2 separate regions of the Homo sapiens genome follow, and region 1 is linked to region 2. The links are chromatin loops, found by intact Hi-C in ENCODE. Cell type or tissue: heart right ventricle. All regions are shown on one strand. Each heading gives the region's core, and the rest is flanking DNA. Links, peaks and the distances in the headings are about the cores only.

Region 1 (2,905 bases), core at 194-2,693, 49 kb after region 2:
GCCGAGTAGAGGGGGTGCCCCCGCTGGCAGAGGGGCCGAGAAAAAGGAATCTGATGTCAGTGGTCCATGGATCACAATTTGAGAAACTTAGACTGTTTTGACTGTTTTGTCAGAAATCACCAGAGTTGCTTGAATCTGGAAACTTATCTGGAATTCCCTTGTTACCTGTCACAGGATTTTAGGCTTAAGGCTGAGAAGAGTTTTTAACATCAAACAGGGCACAACCCTTGGCTGACCGACTTCCAAGCGGCTTTTATGGAGCCAGTGTCAAGCAAACGTTTGGGATGGTAAGGTTTTCTAACGTTGTTCGGGCAGCTGTCTCTTTGCTAGGAGTACTTAAAATTCAGCAATCCCTTCAGAAAGCAAGGGCTGTCACGCTGGAAGGCTGTATAGAGCTTGGTAATGGGCTTTGAAAAGCGGTAATCAGGGAAACTGAACAAACAGGCCGGCTTGAAAAACAGGCCTCAGGAATAGGAAATGGCCACTTACAATTTGGAAGCCCATTTTTTGAGGTCCCTGTTCCTCTCTGTGTCCTTTTTGTGTTCTAACAACGCCCCTCCTCCCTCTGAGGCCTGTCGCTCTACTTTGAATAACTCTAGAGTCAAATTAAGACGCAAATACTCGAATGTTTGACCCTAACAGGTAGTCAATGCCCTCAGCCTAGAGAGTCGGGTTGGGGCCTGGCGGTGTGAAGCTCTCGCAGCTCTCAGGAGTTAGTTACTGAAAGTTCCATGAGGGAAGGTCGTTTTCGCTGCAGAGTGGCCCAAACACGCTCCCACTTCTGTCCCTCCGGGCCACAGGCTGCAGCGCAGGGCCTCTAGGGTCAAAAGTTGCGGGCGGTGAAGCCCACAGTGCCTGCCTGGGCCGTCGCGTCAATCGCGACTTGTACCCGCCGGACCCGCCCCTGCCCTTGGAGGCGCCAGCGACGCCTGCTGCAGAGGGTAAGCGCTGCGGGGTTCCCGGACGTCCTGAACCGAGCGCCGGACCGCGGGCGAGCCCTGAGATCTGCAGGTTCTCGCCAGCTCCTCCGCGCGTCAGGAGCGCCGGCCGGGGCGTCCGGTCCACCCGGGATTCAAGTTCAGATCCGCGGCGGCCTGGCTGCTTCCCTTCCGCCTGGATAGAGCTGTGGGCCCCGGGGGACTTTCAGTGGTGCAGACACCGCTCCTGCGTGGCTGGGGGCGGCAGTGTCCCTTGTTCCCAGCCGTGTACTCCCTCAGCCTCCCCTGCTGCCCTTGAACACTTTGTCCCTGCGCAGCCCAGGCCAAGGTCTGTTTGCAAACCTCCCGCGTCTCCCCGGTCAGGAGAAGCCGCCTGCTCGCTCCTCGGCTCAGCTCACGAATTCCCTCTAGAAAACACGCCGGAAGGGGGAGCTTTGGGTCAAACGAAAGCTTTTCTGTCCAGAATGGGCCGCCTTCCGTGCACCTGGTTTTAATAAGAGCCTAGGGAGAAATACGGCCGGGGGTGGGGGTGGGGGGCGAAGGATCCCCAAGAAATTCTGTCCAGAGAGAGAAAAAGGGTGCACGAGGACTGTACGTGCGCAGACGCATTCACTGTACGAGGCTTTGTAAAGACCTCGTGCACTTTTCAACTTCAATTGTAGCCTGGAGAGGATGTAGGTTGTAGTGATGTTAGAAATGGGATGTAAACCGCAGTTAAAAACACGTTTATTAACATCGAGGACAAGGAGACTGCGCAGTTGTGCACAATGTATTCTTTTCTTCCCAGTTTTCATAAGAAAAAAGAATATTGAAAAACAACTTCCGCCCCTTCCTATACTCCCACCTTCCTAATCCTCGTGCGCACTTATTTTTACATAGTTGCAATTAGAGGTACACGGCATTCTTAATTCAAATTCTGGCACAAGGGAGGTAAACTACATTCCAGCAGGGCGGAAGTCTTCATTAATTCTAAGAAAAAGATCTCCCAATACATGAACAGGAAGTTAAAGATGATATCGTGCTTTCAACCTATATTATAAAAGTTTAAAGGATAAAGGACATGAAAGGCTTTTAAAAAAGACCTTTGTCAGACGTATAAATGTAAATATGTCTGCCCAGATTATTACTGCGTGTTCTTTTAAATCCAGGGGAAAGTTCTTTCCAACAAAGAACAAAGGACTTTGATCTTTACACTCTTAACAAAATATCTCTTATCCCGCCTTGTACTAGGTTTTGAGAATACTAAATTTCCATGAAAACTTTTCTTCCTTCCTTCCTTCCTTCTTTCCTTCTTTCCTTCCTTTCTTGATGAAGTTTCACTCTGTCGCCCAGGCTGGAGTGCAATGGCGCGATCTCAGCTCACTGCAACCTCTGCCTCCCGGGTTCAAGCGATTCTCCTGCCTCAGCAATGGCTCGATCTCATCTCACTGCAACCTCCACCTCCCAGGTTCAAGTGACTCTCCTGTCTCAGCCTCCTGAGTAGCTGGGATTACAGGCACCTGCCATCTTCCCTGGCTAATTTTTGTATTTTTGTAGAGAGGGAAGTTTCATCATGTTGGCCAGGCTGGTCTTGAACTCCTGACCTCAGGTGATCTACCCACCTCAGCCTCCGAAAATGCTGGGATTACAGGCGTGAGCCACTGTGCCTGGTCTCCATGAAACATTTCTTAAACTCTTAATCAGCATTTAATCAGAGCCCTCAGGGTCTTGCACTTCTGTTCCCTCTATCTAGAATGCTTTTCCCCTTCCTTTGTGTTGCTAGCTCCTCCTTATTCAGATCCCAGCTCACATAGCTGCATACCCCATGCAACATCGAGATTTTATGTACTTCAGAGCACTAACCACAATCTGAAATGGTTTCACTAGTTTCATTATTGCCTGTCACCCATTCCCTCAATGATATAAGCTACACAAAAGTAGACACCTTGATGTTTTGTTTGCTGTTGTATTCTAGAACCATATTCCCC
Region 2 (2,905 bases), core at 251-2,750:
AGGCTGGCCTTGAGAAGGAAAGAGAGAGCCAGACAGCATAGGAAGGGTATAGTAATTTAGAGGTCTGGAAACCCACTGGCCAGCCCTGTACAGTTAGGACGATCAAGACCAGATCCCTGAATAAGGTTGTGCTTCAGAGACTGATGAGGGGATGAGGACAAATTCCTGAAGTCCGGGGATCTGGAAGGTCAGTGCCTTTAAGCACAGACAAAATTATCCCAATTCGAGTAGAGGCCTCAGACAGGGAGACCGCAGCGGTAAGCAAGTCAAGCAGACCAAATGAGCAAATGTGAGCTGCGGAGTTGGTGCAATATTTTTATGGAGTAGGGGAGGATTGAAGGATGGTCTGGGGGATGGGCTGAGATAAATGCAGAGGGGAGAGGTTGGTTGAGACCAGTGGCTTTCCCCTCTCCTGTCGTCCCAGAAGCATTGGTGATGCTGACACTTGGCCATGAAGGATTGCCTGATGCAGTGGGGACTTGGAGGGCCATGGAGGAGGCAGTTGGGCTCCAGGAGAAAGAAGGAGGCGTGGAGTGAGGAAGACCAGTCTGGGAAGAAAGATGAGACGGATGAGGAATGGAGTGCGGATGTCAGGGAGGTCTGCAGGAAGAGGGGGCTTCTGTCTCACAGGGCCTGCCCCTAGCATGAACCTGCACCAGCCTGTGAACGCACACCCCAGGACTTTCACAATTAGGAGATGCTCAAGTGATGAACGGCAAATCGGATCAATGCACACCATGTATTGATCCTTTGTGTGCATCTCAGTGCCATTTTACATGCATTCTCCATTTACATGCAGTCTCTCCACTCACCTCCTTTTGATAGTGGTTCCCATTTTACAGATGAAGAAACCAAGACTCCAAAAGTACCTCCCACAGGGTCATGCAGTTCATGCATGTGGCAGAGTTGAGATTTTAATCTGACTGAGTCACAGCCCATATTCTTCACTCCTACACTGTACCACATTTGTCCCAGGCACGTTGGCCTTATGCACCAGAGGAGCAGGAATGTTGAGAGAATGCAACAGTGATATCTTGCCTGCTTGCTGGGATACCAGGGATGTTTTTCAAGTGCCTAGAGAAAGGACGGGCAGGATTGACACAATGTTCCCTTCTCCCATACCCAGTTGTAGAGCCTGTTTACAAAATATGTTTTCATTCAACATTTTGTATTAAATACCGGAACTCAAGAAACGACACAGCATAATGTTAGCCGGATAGTGATAAAAGGGGAAAATTGAGAAACACATCTTAAGAGTTCAAGGTCAATGATTACTCTTTAAAAGCAGTATCCTGCTTTCCCAAGGAGTTCTACGTCAGAGGGAGCGGGCTGAGGAGGAAGCTGTTGGTTTCCAGGGATGGAGGGGTGCGGGGGACTCTTGCGGACGTGACCCCATGGATGGGATTGTCCCACTTCTCAGCAGGCAGCCTCCACTTTTAAAAGATGAGTTCTTACCATCCAAATGAAAAAGGCCAGGGAGCCTGTCCTAGAGACACCGCCTGTCCCAATTTTTCTGACTTCTAAAAGTATAACGATCCCTGTCGGTGGCCTCTATCTTTGCCCGCATTCCAGCCCTGCCCTGGCAAACCTCTCCCCTAGCAGCGTCCTGGGAAGGAGTGCTCCCTGCTCTGGCTCATGGAGAGCTCGTTGTGGAGGAAGAAGGCGAGAGGAGCTGGGTGGGACAGCTTCTGCCTTCACCCATAACCAGGCTGGGGGAGACAGCATTTACCTCTCCCTCCTGAGAGAGCTGCCTTTGAATTCACTCGGTGGGCAACACAAAGTGCCCATCCAGTGAATGTTCCCGATGCTGCCTGATGAGAGAGATGTTCCTGATGCTGCCTCATGGAGACAAACCACCACTGTTTCTAGGCAAGGGTTCCCAGGCCCCAGGGAACACCACTGAGGAGAACTTTGAAGGACACCCCTCCCCACAACCCCACCAGTGTTAGTAGCATTCAACCGCTAGTGGCAAGATGCCACAACAGTTCTGCCTATTGCTCCAGCCCCTGGCCAGTCTCTGCTCACCTCTGCTCACCAAGGACAGCCTAGAAAGGGACCAGAGCAAAGGGTAAGGATTGTGGGAAGAGGCAATGGGGTGGCATGGCCCCCACCCCCAAAGAGACAGGAACATTCCAGTGCTGAGGTGCAGTGGCTACCAGCACACCCTCTGCCACTCACTGCCGTGAGCCCGGCAACGCCTTCTGTGCCTTGGAGCTTCAACTCAGACAGCACCACTCTTCACCTCCCAGGTTGTCCTAAAGATGAAAGGAGAGGCCACAGGTGCTTAGCCCGCCTACCCTCGGTCTTGCTGGCAGGCACTGCTCAGGGCAGTCAGGCCTCTGGCTGTGCGTGGAGCAGGTGCAGCCATTCAGAAAGGACTGAGGCAGAGCCTGATGCTGGGCCCCGGCCTGCACTGGCCCTGCGCCACTCCTGCCAGGGAGCCTTGGCCCTGCCTCACTGCAGAGAGGAGAGCTGGGCACCGCTGGGCGGAGCAGGCAGGAGCCGGGGTCAGTCACTGCCAAACTCCCTCGTCACACAGTTGTCTCTGTTCTCCTTTGACCTGCACAAGTCAGGAAGTGGAAGGGACACTTGCCCATCTGTCTCACCCCAGAGAGGAAGGTGCTGTTAGGGGACTGGCTGGGACCCACCCTCATTGGAGGTCAGGCCCATGCCTCAATTGTTCTGTGCATCCTTTGTATAAAGGTCTTCTCTGAACCCATCAGAATGCCTCCTGCCAGTTTCAACTTCCCAGATAAGAGGAGAAGAAGAAGGCATGGAAAGCACTTGGGACAAGTACACCTTTCTCACCTGAGTGTGTCGGCAGGAGGGACAGTATCAAGGAATCGGGCTCAGTTCACAGGGCGATTTGGGGCCTTGGAGACACCTTGCCTCCTAAGTTCTGGTT

Evidence for each region. A loop is a pair of places that touch in the nucleus more often than their neighbours do. Peaks named below come from ENCODE experiments on the same cell type or tissue, not always from the same donor. Only the 100,000 strongest peaks of a DNase experiment are listed, where the experiment ranks them.
Region 1: a loop joins it to region 2, with 7 times the contacts of the local background. A loop is called at or near these places in 8 of 110 quality-filtered maps.

The regions. Positions count from the first base shown.
Region 1 is chr11:32,331,867-32,334,771 of GRCh38, reverse strand. No RefSeq gene overlaps it. Among named protein-coding and RNA genes, the nearest start is that of WT1-AS, 100 kb to the left of the region's middle. In heart right ventricle, for the core only: a CTCF peak has its summit at 1,349 (motif pointing right); DNase peaks (open chromatin) are centred at 1,191 and 1,331; H3K4me3 peaks cover 1,241 bases; H3K27ac peaks cover 779 bases.
Region 2 is chr11:32,380,872-32,383,776 of GRCh38, reverse strand. No RefSeq gene overlaps it. Among named protein-coding and RNA genes, the nearest start is that of WT1-AS, 53 kb to the left of the region's middle. In heart right ventricle, for the core only: no CTCF peak of the experiment used is centred there; no DNase peak of the experiment used is centred there.